Linked DNA regions of Homo sapiens: region 2 is linked to region 1. Evidence: read pairs that join two places in POLR2A ChIA-PET (ENCODE). Cell type or tissue: OCI-LY7. All regions are shown on one strand.

Region 1 (8,000 bases):
TTTAATAATGTCTTTATATTTTCAGCAGGCCTGATGCCGATGCAGCAACAAGGATTTCCTATGGTCTCTGTCATGCAGCCTAATATGCAAGGCATTATGGGAATGAATTACAGCTCTCAGATGTCCCAAGGACCTATTGCTATGCAGGTACTTGCTTCTTTAGTTGGTTTCTTACAAAGTTATTGTTTGTTGTTACGTTTATATATCAAGAGCTACAGGCTAAGAGCTTAATGTTACAATTAGAAATAAGCATAAATAAATGGCTTCCTTCAAACTAAAATGAAGATGTGTTCACCCTCCAAGAGTGAGGGAAAAGGCTAGGTGCAGTGGCTCATGCCTGTAATCCCAGCACTTTGGGAGGCCAAGGCGGGCAGATCACTTGAGGTCAGGAGTTCGAGACCAGCCTGGCCAACATGGTGAATCCCTGTTTCTACTAAAAATACAAAAATTACCTGGGCGTGGTGGCATGTGCCTGTAGTCCCAGCTACTCGGGAGGCTGAGGCAGGACAATCCCTTAAACCCGAGAGGTGGAGGTTGCAGTGAGCCAAGATCATGCCACTGTACTCCAGCCTGGGCAACAAAGTGAGACTCCCGTCTCAAAAAAAAAAAAAAAGGCCAGAGGAAAAAAAGGTTTTTGCTTTTGTACTATTAACAGCTATCTTGAAGGCCATATACTGTATTTCTTTTTTACCTAATACTTTACTTATTTTTGCTTTTTTCAACTTATATTTTAGATTCAGGGGGCACGTTTGTAGGTTTGTTACACTAATATGTTGTGTGATGCTGAGGGTTGGGGTATGATGGAACCCATCACCCAGGTAGTGAGCATAGTACCAACAGGTAGTTTTTCAACCCTTCCCCCACTTTCTCCCGTCTTGTAGTCTCCAATGTCTGTCGAGCCTGTCTTTATGTCCATGTGCACCCAGTGTTTAGCTCCCACTTGTGAGAACATGCAGTATTTGGTTTTTTGTTTCTGCGTTAGTTTACTTATTTACCTAATACTTTAACATTTTCTATTTCTGTGTGTTTTGTTATACAGTATATACTTTTATACAGTAACACATGTATATAACTTATAAATAAGTGATATTAGGACTTCATGACCAGAATTTTAAGTTGAAACCATTGTTGTTTTGAAGTCGATTATGCAAATAAAGCTTCTGTTTTGTGTTTAAAGGGTCAGGAAAACTTCCAGTGTCATTTTTTATCTGTCTCTAGAAGGAAGGGAATACATTGAAATTGTGTAGGTTTTTAATTCATGTTAAGCTAGCTTTCACTAGGGTGTGCTGCAGAAACAGTCCCCAGATCTCAGTGACTTAGAAAAGTTTATTCCTCACTCGTGATACATATCCTTATGGGTTAGTGCTGACTCTGCTCCATGTTTTCTTTATCCTAAGACCCTCAGCCAGGACATCCTAGGCTCTTGGCATAGGAAAAAGAGATGGCCAAACCCTGTGATGTCTTTTAAAGCTAACACTTGGAGGTAGCATTTATTAGTCACTTCTGCTCACCAAAGTAATGTGGCCTTAACATCAATAGGGGAGGAATATACCAGGACGAATGTAAACCACATAGGGATGTGTAGTTCTCTTAGAATAAAGGTAGCAAATGGCTGGGAGCAGTGGCTCACACCTGTAATCCCAGCACTTTGGGAGGCTGAGGTGGGCAGATCATGAGTTCAGGAGATCGAGACCAGCCTGACCAACATGGTGAAACCTCGTCTCTACTAAAAATACAAAAATTAGCCGGGCGTGGTGGTGCATGCCTGTAATCCCAGCTACTCAGGAGGCTGAGCAGGAGAATCGCTTGAACCCAGGAGGCAGAGGTTGCAGTGAGCTGAGATTGCGCCACTGCACTCCCGCCTGGGCGACAGAGTGAGATTCCATCTCAAAAAAAAAAAAAAAAAAGAAGAAGAAAGGCAGCAAATAACTAAAAACAATCTACCATAGAATACAATGTATTTTAAATTAAGACTTCCTAAGCTTAATACTGAATCTTAATAACAATTGATACAAATTTTAAATCATTAATTTTTATTTTAATATTAAATATTAATTAAAATAATTAATATTGTAATTAATATAATTAAAATTAATATTATTGTAATTAATATAATTAAAATAATTAATATTGTAATTAATATAATTAAAATAATTAATATTGTAATTAATATAATTAAAATAATTAATATTGTAATTAATATAATTAAAATAATATTCATAAACATTATTTTATGACTTACACAATTATCTGAAAAATGTTTTTAGAGTTTGAAACAACCAAAAACAGTAAGAGTCTCTAATATGCAGAACAATAAGAAAAAAGTAAACTATGAGAGTTGTTAGTACCTTAATAATGTCCCTGAATATCAGAAGCTTGTGTATTAATGATTCTAAGACAAAGCAGCCAAAGTCTTTTTCTTTAACCTTTAATCTTGCTGACAGGCATTATACTGTTTGGAAGCTGCTCACCATTTTTTTTTTTTTTTTTTGAGAGGGAGTTTTGTTGCCCAGGCTGGAGTGCAATGGCACGATCTCGGCTCACTGCAACCTCCGCCTCCCAGGTTCAAGCGATTCTCCTGCCTCAGCCTCCCAAGTAGCTGGTATTACAGGCATGTGCCACCACGCCCGGCTAATTTTGTATTTTTAGTAGAGATGGGGTTTCGCCATGTTGACCAGGCTGGTTTCAAACCCCTGACCTCAGGTGATCTGCCTGCCTCGGCCTCCCGAAGTGCTGGGATTATAGGCATGAGCCACCACACCTGTCCGCCACTCACCATTTTTTAAGGAGAAAAACATCCAGATTTTATTTCCCCCCACCCCGAAACTCAATAGCCCTAACCAATCAGGGACATACATGAAGCAAACCCATTGTTCCTTTAGTTATCTCTTAAGTCTTTGGAGATAAAAGTGATGATTCAGATAAAAGTCAACATAAAAAAATTTAGTCTTTTTTTTGAGACAGAGTCTGGCTCTGTTGCCCAGGCTGGAGTGCAGTGGTACAATCTCGGCTCACTGCAACTTCTGTCTCCTGGGTTCAAGCGATTCTCCTGCCTCAGCTTCCCAAGCAGCTGGGATTACAGGTGCATGCCACCACATCTGGCTCATTTTTGTATTTTTAGTAGAGACAGCATTTCATAGTGTTGGCCAGGCTGGTCTTGAACTCTTGACCTCAAGTGATCCACCCGCTTTGGCCTCTCAAAGGGCTGGGATTACAGGTGTGAGCCATCGCGCCGGCCAGAAATTTAGTCTTGATTATTATTATATTATTATTGATTATTATAATCTCTCCCTTCCCCAAAACACATAAAAAGAAAACACTCCTCATGATGTACAATACATTTTAAAATTATTATTCTGAAGCATTTCAAACATCTAGGCAAGTTTAGAGCACATGATGGACATGTGTAAACCTGTTGCAAACTGTTGTGTTATTGTAAGAAATAATAGAAATCCTTTGCCCAGTTCCCCTATTGGTAAAACTTGTAGAAATATAGTAACACAACCAGCATATGGACATTGGCACAGCTGAGATACAGAACATTTCCATCTCCCCAAGGATCTCCTCACATTGTCCTTTTGTAGCTGTATTCACTTCCTTCCTGCCCCACCTTACTCCTTTTGCATTCACTAGTGTGTTCCCCATTTCTATAATTTTGTGTTTTCAAAAATGTTATATAAATTGAATCATTAACCTTTTGGGTTTGGCGTTTGTCGCTTAGAATAATCCCTTCAGATTCATCCAAATTGTTGCATGTATCAGTAGTTCATTTTTTTTATAATCGATGAGTAATAGTCCATGGTGTGGATGTATGACAGTTTGTTTAACCTTTTGCTCACTGAAGGACATCAGAGTTGTTTACAATTTTTGGCTATTACAAATAAAGGTTTTTGCGTGAACATATGTCCTCATTTCTTGGGATAAACGCCCAAGAGTGCAATTACTGGGTTGCATGGTATTGCATTTTCAGTTTTTTAAGATGCTGCCAAACTTTTTTCCAGAGTAGCTGTACTATTTTACATTCCCACCGGCAATGTATCAGAGGTTCAATTATACTGCATCCTTACCTGCATTTAGTGTCATTATTTTTTGTTTAGCCATTCTCACAGGTACGTTGTAATATCTCATGGTTTTAATTTGCATGGTTTTAATGTGCAGATGGTGTTGAGCATCTTTTCATTTGTTTATTTACCATCATTACATTTTCTTCAGAGAAATGCCTTTTCATAGCTTCTGACCATTTTCTAATTGCATTTTTTGGTATTACTATTGAATTTTGAGAGTTCTTTATATCTTTTAGGTACTAGTCCTTTGTCAGATATGTGGTTTACAAGTATTTTCTTCTTGTCTTTAGCTTGTCTTTTCACCCTCTTAACGGGGTCTTTTACAGAGCAAAAGTTCAATTTCGATGAAATTTAATTTACCAGTTTTTCCTATTATGGATCATGCATTGGTATAACTCTAAGAGTTCATTGCCTTGCCCTAGATTCTGAAGATTTTCTCCTATTTTTTTCTAAAAGTTTTATAGTTTTAATTTAAGTCCGTGATCCATTTTAAGTTAATTTTTGTGTAAGATCTAAGACTTAGATTGAGGTTGTTTTTTATCTCTCTCTTTTTACCTATGCAAGTGTGATTGCCCCAGCAACATTTGTGGAAAAAGCTATTCTGCTTCCATTGAAATGCTTTCACATTTTTGTCAAAAATCAGTTGGGCATGCTTGTATGGATCTTTCTCTAGGTTCTCTGTTCTGTTCTATTGTTTTATGTATATGCCTGTTCCTTCACCAATAACACAGTCTTCATGACGGTAGCTATACGATAAGGTTGATTCCTCCTACATTCTTCTTCTTTTCAAAATTTAACTATTCTGGTTCCTCTGTCTTTCCATATTAATTTTGGGATAGTCTTGTCTATCTTTGGAAAAACTCTTGCTGGAGTTTTGATAGGCATTGTGTTAAACCTCTGTATGAATTTAGGGAGAATTGATGTCTTCCAACATATCAATATGAGATGTCTTTTCATTTGTTTAGATCTTTGGTTTCTTCTATCAGAAGACTGTGTAAACTATCATTTACATAGTTTTCAGCATAAAAGTCACATCCATGTTTGGTTAGATTTACATCTAAATATTTTGATTTTTTGAGTAATTATAATGGCGTTTTTTAAATGTCAGTGTTCACATATTCATTGCTAGTATATAGAAATACAATTGATTGTTTATGTTTGTTTTATATCCTTCAACCTTACTGAACTCATTTTATTAGCTCTGGGAATTTTTTTGTGGATTCCATGGGATTTTTTAATATGGGTAGTCATGTCCTACCTTTATCAGATTTTAATATGCCACGTTTGTTTTACATTTTTTTAAAGAATTGAAAAATACTTTCCTTCCTCTCCTTCCTCAGAAGTTGTTATCACTATCATGAATTCGGTGTTTATAGTTCTCGTATGTATTTTTATACTACTCTGTCGCCCAGGCTTGGAGTGCAGTGGCGCGATCTCGACTCACTGCAGACTCCGCCTCCTGGGTTCAAGCAATTCTCCTGCCTCAGCATCCCTAGTACCAGGGATTACAGGTGTCCGCCACCTTGCCCAGCTAATTTTTGTATTTTAGTAGAGATGGGGTTTCACCATGTCGGCCAGGCTGGTCTCGAACTCCTGACCTCAAGCAATCCACCCACCTCTGCCTCCCAAAGTGCCGGGATTACAGGCATGAGCCACTGCGCCTGGCCATATTTTTATACTTGTATTATTTTATATATTTGTATACTCATGAGCAATATATCATATTTCCTAGGTTTTAAATTTTACGTATGTACCCTTCAAATTCTTGACTTTTTAATTTATGCCAAGTTCATTCATAGTAGCTGCTGTGTGGTATTTCATAGAGTGAATATATGTTGTTCTATTGACAGACATTTAAATTGCTTCTAATGTTTTGCTGTTTTGATTTAATTGATTTCTGAGTGTTCATTATATATTCTAGATTCTAATCCTTTGTAGTTACATGTGTTGCCAGTATCTTCTGCTAGTTGTTGGCATCTCTTAATTTTGTTTATAGTGTCATGTTGTGTCAAAATTAAGACAGATGGATAAATCATTTCTTTTTTTTTCTGACTTATCTAAGACATTCTTCCCTACCTGTATCTTCTTATTTAAAAAAAGTTAAGTTTCTTTTCTTTTCTTTTCTTTTTTTTTTTTTTGAGACAGAGTCTCGCCCTGTCGCCCAGGCTGGAATGTGGCGCAATCTCAGCTCACTGCAGCTGCCGCCTCCCGGGCTCAAGTAATTCACCTGCCTTAGCCTCCAGAGAAGCTGGGACTACAGGCATGCCCCATCATGCCTGGCTAATTTTTGTATTTTTAGTAGAGATGGGATTTTACCATGTTGTCCAGGCTGATCTGGAACTCCTGGCCTCAAGTGATCTGCCTGCCTCAGCCTCCCAAAGTGCTGGGATTACATGTGTGAGCCAATGCGCCCGGCCTGTCTTTTCAAATTAAGTCTCTAACCTACCTAGAATTGTTCTTTAGAATCAGTGTGTGGTAGAAGGATGTAATTTTATTATGTTCCATTGTAGTCAGTTGTTCCCAAATCATTTATAAATAGCCTTTTTTTTTTTCCTTTTTGAGTCAGAGTCTTGCTGTCGCCCAGGCTGGAGTGTGGTGACGCGATCTTGGCTCACTGCATGCTCTGCCTCCCGGGTTCACACCGTTCTCCTGCCTCAGCCTCCCGAATAGATGGGACTACAGGCGCCCGCCACCACGCCCGGCTAATTTTTTGTATTTTAGTAGAGATGGGATTTCATCGTGTTAGCCAGGATGGTCTTGATCTCCTGACCTGGTGATCCGCCCACCTCGGCCTCCCAAAGTGCTGGAATTACAGGCGTGAGCCACCGCGCCCGGCCCTAAATAGCCCATTTTTAATTTATTGATTTCTATGATTATTCCTGTAATATCACATTTCTTTATATGCTTTGGATTAATTTCTGAGCTCATGTATTTGTCCCATTGCTGTATCTGTCTTTCCTTGCATCAGTAAATATCTTATGCCTTAATTATCTAGCCTGAAATAAGCATTGATACCTGGTAGTATGGATCATCCTTCTTCTTTTACAGAATTATAGCTGATTCGTGGTCCTTGCCCTTCAGTATAATTTTAAGATCAACTTGTCAAAACACTGTTGGGGCTCTGACTGAAGTGGACACTTTTACTCTTTTAGTCTTAACTGTCATACTATACTTCTCAACTTATTGAAATCTTAAGTGCCATCAGTAGTTTATCAAATGTATCTCAGATTTCTGAGTTCTTTCTTTTGTTATGTCATCCATTCAGTATATAATTAAAGACTAGTATCTCTTAACCTTTTAGTTTATTTAGGTTTCAAAAGTCTGTTAAAAGTTAGACAGTCCCTCCTTTCCAGGTGTAGGGGAAACACAAAATGCCATTTAGTAAATTTGAATGTTCCTCAAGAAAGGAGTTTGTAAATAAGAAGGCAATATGCATAACACCTTTCTTTCTTTCATTCTTTATTATTTTTGTAGAATACTTTGCCTTATTTTTAATCTCTATGATTTGGGTAGTTTCTTTTGTATTTTATATACTTTGGGTGAAATGAGTAAAAAAAAAAAAAAGAATAATTCTAGGACTGTGATACTAATTTTTAGCAGCAAGAGATCAATACTATGATTTAAAATAAGTATACACAGCTATCTCCACCCAAGATTTAGAATAGAGAATGTTAGCAATAAACCAATATTGTGTGTAACTCCAGTTGTACAGTGCTAGAAACCCTCCAAAGGCATTCCAAGCTGGCTGGGCGTGGTGGCTCATGCCTGTAATCCCAGCACTTTGGGAGGCCAAGGTGGGTGGATCACTTGAGGTCAGGAATTCGAGACCAGCCTAGCCAACCTGGTGAAACCCCATCTCTACTGAAAATACAAAAATTAGTTGGGTGTGGTGGCACATGCCTGTAGTCTCAGCTACTTGGGAGGCTGAGGTGGGAG
Region 2 (8,000 bases), 190 kb before region 1:
TCAATCCTTTGTTGTCATTTCAACAACGTTCACGGCATCTTCACCAGGAGTGGATTCCATCTCAAAAAACTACTTTCTTTGCTCATCTGTAAGAACCAACTCCTCATCTGTCAAAGTTATATCATGAGAATCCAGGAATATGACACAAAGGTGGAATAGACATTAATTTTGTGCATTCTTTGGGACCCATGCACACGTATGTTTATTGCGGCACTATTCACAATAGCAAAGACTTGGAACCAACCCAAATGTCCAACAATGATAGACTGGATTAAGAAAATGTGGCACATATACACCATGGAATACTATGCAGCCATAAAAAATGATGAGTTCATGTCCTTTGTAGGGACATGGATGAAGCTGGAAAACATCATTCTCAGCAAACTATCTCACGGACAAAAAACCAAACACCGCATGTTCTCACTCATAGGTGGGAATTGAACAATGAGAACACTTGGACACAGGAAGGGGAACATCACACACCGGGGCCTGTCATGGGGTTGGGGGATGGGGGAGGGATAGCATTAGGAGATATACGTAATGTTAAATGACGAGTTAATTGGTGCAGCACACCAACATGGCACATGTATACATATGTAACAAACCTGCACATTGTGCACATGCACCCTAAAACTTAAAGTATAATTTAAAAAAAAAAGAAAGGAAAAAAAACCCCTCCCCTCCAAAAACTTGTGCTTTCTTTGGTAATTTTTTTTTGTTTTTTGTAACTACAAAGCTTTGCTACAATTTTATGCATTTCATTCAAGTCAGTGATGTGTGTTTGTATAATTTCCACAACATAATTGTTGATCATAAAAATGTAACATCATAATTACATTTCTAACTAGAATTAGTATGTCTAGTTTTGTATCTTTATGCTATATTTTTTATTTTATTTTATTTTAAGTTCCGTAATACATGTGCAGGATGTGCAGGTTTGTTGCATACATAAATGTGTGCCATGGTGGTTTGCTACACCTATCAAACCATCACCTAAGTATTAAGCCCTGCATGCATTAGCTATTTTTCCTGATTCTCTCCCTCCCCCACCCCCGAACAGGCCCCAGTGTGTGTTGTTCCCCTTCCTATGTCCATGTGTTCTCACTGTTCACCTCCAACTTATAAGTGGAAATATGCAGTGTTTGGTTTTTCGTTCCTGTGTTAGTTTGCTGAGGATAATGGCTTCCGGCTCCATCCATGCCACTGCAAAGGACATGATCTCATTCCTTCTTATGGCTGCATGATATTCCATGGTGTATATGTACCACATTTTCTTTATCCGGTCTACCACTGGGTTGGTTACACATCTTTGCTATTGTGAATAGTGCTGCAATGGACATATGTGTGCATGTATCTTTGTAATCGAATGATTTATATTCGTTTGGGTACATACCAAGTAATGGGATTGCTGGGTCAAACGGCATTTCTGGTTCTAGGTCTTTGAGGAATTGCCATACTGTCTTCCACAATGGTTGAACTAATTTACATTTCCACCAACAGTGTAAAAGTGTTCCTATTTCTCCACAGCCTCACCAGCATCTACTGTTTCTTGACTTTTTAATAATCGCCATTCTGGCTGGCGTGAGATGGTATCTCACTGTGGTTTTGATTTGCATTTCTCTAATGATCAGTAATGTTGACCCTTTATTTTTATGTTTGTTGGCCATATAAATGCCTTCTTTTGGGAAGTGTCTGTTCATGTCCTTTGCTCACTTGTTAATGGGGTTGTTTTTTTCTTGTAAACTTAAGTTTCTTGTAGATTCGGAATATTAGACCTTTGTCAAATGGATAGATTGCAAAAATTTTCTCCCATTCTATAGGTTGTCTGTTCACTCTGATGATAGTTTCTTTTGCTATGCAGAAGCCCTTTAGTTTAATTAGATCCCATTTGTCAATTTTTGCTTAGACTCCCACACAATAATAGTGGGAGACCTTAACACCTCACTGCCAATATTAGACAGATCATCAAGACAGAAAATTAACAAAATATTCAGGACTTGAACTCAGCTCTGATCAAGTGGACCTGACAGATATCTACAGAACTCTTCACCCAAAAGCAACAGAATATACATTCTTGGCACCACATGGCACTTACTATAAAATCGATCACATAGTTGGAAGTAAAACACTCCTCAGCAAATGCAAGAGAGCTGAAATCATAACAAACAGTCTCTCAGACCACAGCACAATCAAATTAGAACTGAAGATTAAGAAGCTCACTCAAAACCACACAACTACATGGAAATTGAACAGCCTGCTCCTGAATGATACCCGGGTAAATAATGAAATTAAGGCAGAAATCAAGAAGTTCTTTGAAACCAACGAGAACAAAGAGATAACATGCCAGAATCTCTGGGATGCAGCTAAAGCAGTGTTAACAGAGAAATTTATAGCACTAAATGCTATAACACAAAAAGGTAGAAAGATCTCAAATTGACAATCTAACATCACAGCTAAAAGAACTAGAGAGCCAAGAGCAAACAAACCCCAAAGCTGGCAGAAGACAAGAAATAACCAAGATCAGAGCAGAACTGAAGGAGATAGAGATATAAAAAAACCCTTCAAAAAATCTACAAATCTAGGAGCTGATTTTTTGAGGGGAAAAAAAAAAAACCTGCTAGCTAGACTAATAAAGAAGAAAAGAGAGAAGAATCAAATAGACACAAAAAAAAATGATAGAGGGGATATCACCACTGACCCCACAGAAATACAACCATCAGATAATATTAAGAACACCACTATGCAAATAAACTAGAAAATCTACAAGAAATGGATAAGTTCCTGGACACATACACTCTCCCAAGACTGAACCAGGAAGAAGTTGAATCCCTGAATAGACCAATAACAAGTTCTGAAATTGAGGCAATAATTAATAGACTACCAACCAAAAAAAGCCCAGGACCAGACGGATTTACAGCTGAATTCTACCAGAGGTACAAAGAGGAGCTGGTACCATTTCTTCTGAAACTATTCCAAACAATTGAAAAGGAGGGACTCCTCTCAAACTTATTTTATGAGGCCAGTGCCATTCTGATACCAAAACCTGGCAGAGATACAACAAAAAAAGAAAACTTCAGGCCAATATCCCTCATAAACATTGATGCAAAAATCCTCAATAAAATACTGGCAAGCCGAATCCAGCAGCACATCAAAAAGTTTATCCACCACGATCAAGTCAGCTTCATCCCTAGGATGCAAGGCTGGTTCAACATATGCAAATCAATAAACATAATTCATCACATAAACAGAACTAAAGACAAAAACCACATGATTATCTCAATAGATACAGAAAAGGCCTTCCATAAAATTCAACATCCCTTAGTGTTAAAAACTCTCAATAAGCTACGTATTGATGGGACATACATCAAGACAATAAGAACCATTTATGACAAACCCACAGCCAATATCATACTGAATGGGCAAAAGTTGGAAGCATTCTCCTTGAAAACCAGCACAAGACAAGGATGCCCTCTCTCACCCTCCTATTCAACATAGTATTGGGAGTTCTAGCCAGGGCAATCAGGCAAAAGAAAGAAAGAAAGCGTATTTGAATAGGAAAAGAGGAAGTCAAACTGTCTCTGTTCACAGATGACATGATCCTATATCTAGAAAACCCCATCTTCTTAGCCCAAAAGCTCTCAAGCTGATAAGCAACTTCAGTGAAATCTTAGGATAAAAAATCAATGTGCAAAAATCACAAGCATGCCTATACACCAAGAATAAACAAGCAGAGAGCCAAATCATGAAAGAACTCTCATTCACAATTGCTACAAAGAGAATAAAATACTTAAGAATGCAATTAACAAGGGAAGTGAAGGACCTCTTCAAGGAGAACTACAAACCACTGCTCAAGGAAATCACAGAGGACACAAAGAAATGGAAAAACATTCTATGCTCATGGATAGGCAGAATCAATATCGTGAAAATGGCCATACTGCCCAAAGTAATTTATAGATTCAATGCTATTCCCATTAAATGACCATTGACATTCTTCACAGAATTAGAAAAAAAAAAACTACCTTTTATGCTGCATTTTAACACTTTGTATTACTTAGGTTATTTTGTTTTGGTTAAAAAGGCTCAAGTAGAAAAAGCAATCCAATCCGTATTAAGACAATGTAAAAACTGTAAATAAAATGTGTACAGAGAATTGTCTTTTAGGCAACTAGATTTGTCCTTTTATTTCTCCATCTCTATAGAAACAATTCGTACCTCTTATTGCAAGGTACAATTGCAAGGCAGTCTCTATTGTGTCTTCTTTTGCGGTGTCTTCCATGTGAACAGCATAAGCTTGGAGCACCAGTTTGATTATTATGTTTATTACAATTTGTAATAAATTGAGAAGATAGTATCATATATATTGAGAAGATAGTATCATATATATCATGAGATTGCAGCAATTCAGTCGCATCTTCAGGCTCCACTGTTTTTTTAGAAGCAGGGAGGAGGGAACAGGCTCCATTTCTAATTCTGGTTCTCTTGCTATTTTCACCACATCTGCAGTGACTTCCCCCACTGAAGTCATGCATAAGGGTTGGAATCAACTTCTTCCAAATTCTTGTTAATGTTGATATCTTGACCCTGACCTATGAATCATAAATGTTCTTAATGACATCTAGAACGATGAATCCTTTCCAGAAGGTTTTCAATTTACTTTGCCCAGATCCATCAGAGAAACCACTATCTATGGCTGTATAGCCTTATGAATGTATTTCTTAAATAATAAGATTTGAGAGTCAAAATTACTCCTTGATCCACAGACTACAGAATGGATGTTGTATTAGCAGGCATGAAAACAACATTCATCTCCTCGTACATCTCCATTAGCGTTATTGGGTAACCAGGTGCGTTGTCAATGAGCAGTAATATTTTGAAAGGGATCTTTTTTTCTGAGCAGTAGTTTTCAACAGTGGGCTTAAAATATTCAGTAAACCATGCTGTAAACAGATGTCCTGTCATCAGGCTTTGTTATTCCATTTCTAGAGCACAAGCAGAGTAGGGTTAGCATATTTCTTAAAAGTCCTAGGACTTTTGAAACAGTCAGTGAGCTCGAATGCTCATGCCTGTAATCCCAGCACTTTGGGAGGCCAAGGTGGGTGGATCATGAGGTCTGGAGTTCAAGACCAGCCTGGCCAAGGTGGTGAAACCCCGTCTCTACTAAGAACTACAAAAAATTACCCGGGCGTGGTGGCAGGGGCCTGTAATCCCAGCTACTCAGGAGCCTGAGGCAGGAGAATTGCTTGAACCTGGGTGGCAGAGGTTGCAGTGAGCCGAGATTGCACCGCTACACTCCAGCCTGGGCAACAGAGTGAGACTCTGTCACAAAAAAAAAAAAAAGAAAGAAAGAAAAAAAAAGAGTCAATGAGCATTGGCTTCAACTTAAAGTCACCAACTCCATTAGCCTCTAACAAGAGAGTCAGCCTGTCCTTTGAAGCTTTGAGGCCAGGTATTGACTTCTTTCTAGCTATGAAAGTCCCAGGTAGCATCTTCTTCTAATAGAAGGCTGCTTGGTCTACACCGAAAATCTGTTGCTTAGTGTAGCCGCCTTCCTCAGCGATCTTAGCTAAATATCCTGGATAACTTGCTTCAGCTTCTACATCAGCACTTACTGCTTCTCTTGCACTTTTATGTTATAGAGATGATTTCTTTCCTTAAATCTCATCAACCAACCTCTGCTAGCTTAAAAGAAAATATTTTGCAGCCTCCTCACCTCTCTCTGCCTTCATAAATTTGAAGAGAATAAGGGCCTTTCTCTGGCCCTGGCTAAGTCTTTGGCTTAAGGGAATATAGTGGCTGGTTTGATTCTCTATTGCCATCACCCAAGCTTTCTGCATATCAGCAATAAAGCTGTTTCCCTTTCTAATCATGCATGTGTCCACTGGAGTAGCACTTTCCATTTCCTTCAAGAACTTTTCTTTGCCTTCACAACTCAGCTATCTGTTTGGTGCAAGAGGCCTAGCTTTCAGTCTAGCTCGGCTTTCACATGCCTTCCTCACTAAGCTTAAGCGTTTCTAGCTTTTGATTTAAAAAGAGAGATGTGCAACTCTTCCTTTCACTTGAACACTTTGAGGCCACTGCAGGGATTATTAGTTGGCCTGATTTCAATATATTGTGTCCCAGGGAATAGGGTGGCCCGAGGAGTGGGAGAGAGATGGGGGGACACCTGGTCGGTGGAGGAATCAGAACACACATATTTATCGATTAAGTTTGCTATCCTATATGGTGAGGTTTGTGGTGCCCCAAAACAATGACAATAGTTAACATCAAAGATCACCGATCACAGATCAACATAATATATATAATAATATGAAAAAGTTAGAAATATTGCAAGCATTACCAAAATGTGACCCTGAGACAAAAAATGAGCATATGCTGTTGGAAAATTGGCACCAATAGCATTGCTCAATGCAGGGTTGCCAAAAACCGTGCATTTGTTTAAAAAAAAAATGACTCAGTATACAAGAAGCACAATAGAATGAGGTATTGCTTTGCTTAGCCTCATTCTCAGCCCTGCCCCACCCACTACTGGACTATAAGCTTTTGAAGACAGAAGCTTTTGTTTATCTATTTTTGTATTGGGCACAGCATAGTACCTGGCATCAAGCGCGTGTTCAGAAATTTTAAGTTTCCTCCAATTAGAATCATTATGGTTAATGATATTTGTGAATTTACTTCTACCATTTTATTTTGTGTTTTCTTTTTATCTTTACTTCTTTTCTCCTCTTTTTATTTTTATTTTTTGCATTCTACCAATTGATCACATTATTCTTCTTCGTTGGTTTGAAAATTTTACGTTCCATTTCTACTCTTTTAGTGGGAACCCTTAAATTTTTCATATAAATACTTGTCCTAATTAGTCTAAAGTTAATCAATATCTCTAATGACTTTTCCCAAAATATAAAACCTTAGGACACTTTAATTTGCCCTTGTCAAATGTCTACTGTGTCCTAGTAATTTAGTTTCATCTTATTTTTAAACCCACCAAAATTACTCTTTTAACAAATTTTTATAGTCCAGGTATAGTGGTGCATGCCTATAATCCCAGCACTTAGAGAGGCCGAGGTGGGAGGATTGCTTGAGCCCAGGATTTTGAGACCAGCCTGGGCAACATAGGGAGACCCCATCTCTACAAAAGATAAAAAAATAAGCCAGGCTTGGTGGCCCATGCCGCTTGTCCCAGCTACTCAAGAGGCTGAAGTACGAGCACATCCCTACATATACATCTTGGGTGCCTGGGGTTCTGGGTTTTTTTTTTTTTTTTTTTTTTTTGAGACAGAGTCTCTCTCTGTTGCCCAGTCTGGAGTGCAGTGGCACGATCTCGGCTCACTGCAACCTCTGCCTCCTGGATTCAAGTGATTCTCTTGCCTCAGCCTCCTGAGTAGCTGGGATTACAGGCATCCGCCACCACACCCAGCTAACTTTTATATTTTTAGTAGAGATGAGGTTTCGCCATGTTGGCCAGCCTGGTCTCGAACTCCTGACCTCAGGTGATCAGCCTGCTTCAGCCTTTCAAACTGCTGGGATTACAGGCGTGAGCCACTGTGCCCAGCATGTGCCCGTTCTGCATTTCTAACAAGCTCCCAGATAATGCCAGTGCTGCTGGTCCATGGACCACGTTTGACCAGCAAGGGTCCAATACAACCAGACACTGTGTTATGAACATTGGCAATGTGGGGGTTGGAGATGGTGAGTTTAAAAAGAACAACAAAGTTTTAGAAAGGAACACCCAGACTCTCAAAGCTCAGCTTTAGTGACTACAGGAAAATACACTACAGTTATGGTGGAGGGTTGCCTGTTCATACATATTATTCTAGGTGCACAGGAAAAGGAAGAACAAATTATTTCCCTGTGTGAACCACAGAAAAGGACCCCCCTGATATATTTCTTTGCATTCCAGCCACTTCCCTCCTTAGTGACTAATGCCAACATTTTTTTTCCTGAGTTCTGAAGCAAAACTACGCCAAGGCCACCTCCTTAAGTCACACCTCCTTATGGGCAGG

What was found. ChIA-PET counts read pairs that join two places held together with the same protein. Peaks named below come from ENCODE experiments on the same cell type or tissue, not always from the same donor. Only the 100,000 strongest peaks of a DNase experiment are listed, where the experiment ranks them.
Region 2: POLR2A ChIA-PET joins it to region 1 with 12 read pairs; 4 of 35 experiments call an interaction of 5 or more read pairs at or near these places.

The regions. Positions count from the first base shown.
Region 1 is chr17:37,588,370-37,596,369 of GRCh38, reverse strand. SYNRG (synergin gamma) reads left to right here. Exons shown (of 22, transcript NM_007247.6): 3 at 26-147. Among named protein-coding and RNA genes, the nearest start is that of SYNRG, 17 kb to the left of the region's middle. RefSeq lists enhancers at 6,267-6,766, 6,767-7,268. In OCI-LY7, no CTCF peak of the experiment used is centred here; no DNase peak of the experiment used is centred here.
Region 2 is chr17:37,778,210-37,786,209 of GRCh38, reverse strand. No RefSeq gene overlaps it. Among named protein-coding and RNA genes, the nearest start is that of HNF1B, 37 kb to the right of the region's middle. In OCI-LY7, no CTCF peak of the experiment used is centred here; a DNase peak (open chromatin) is centred at 3,579.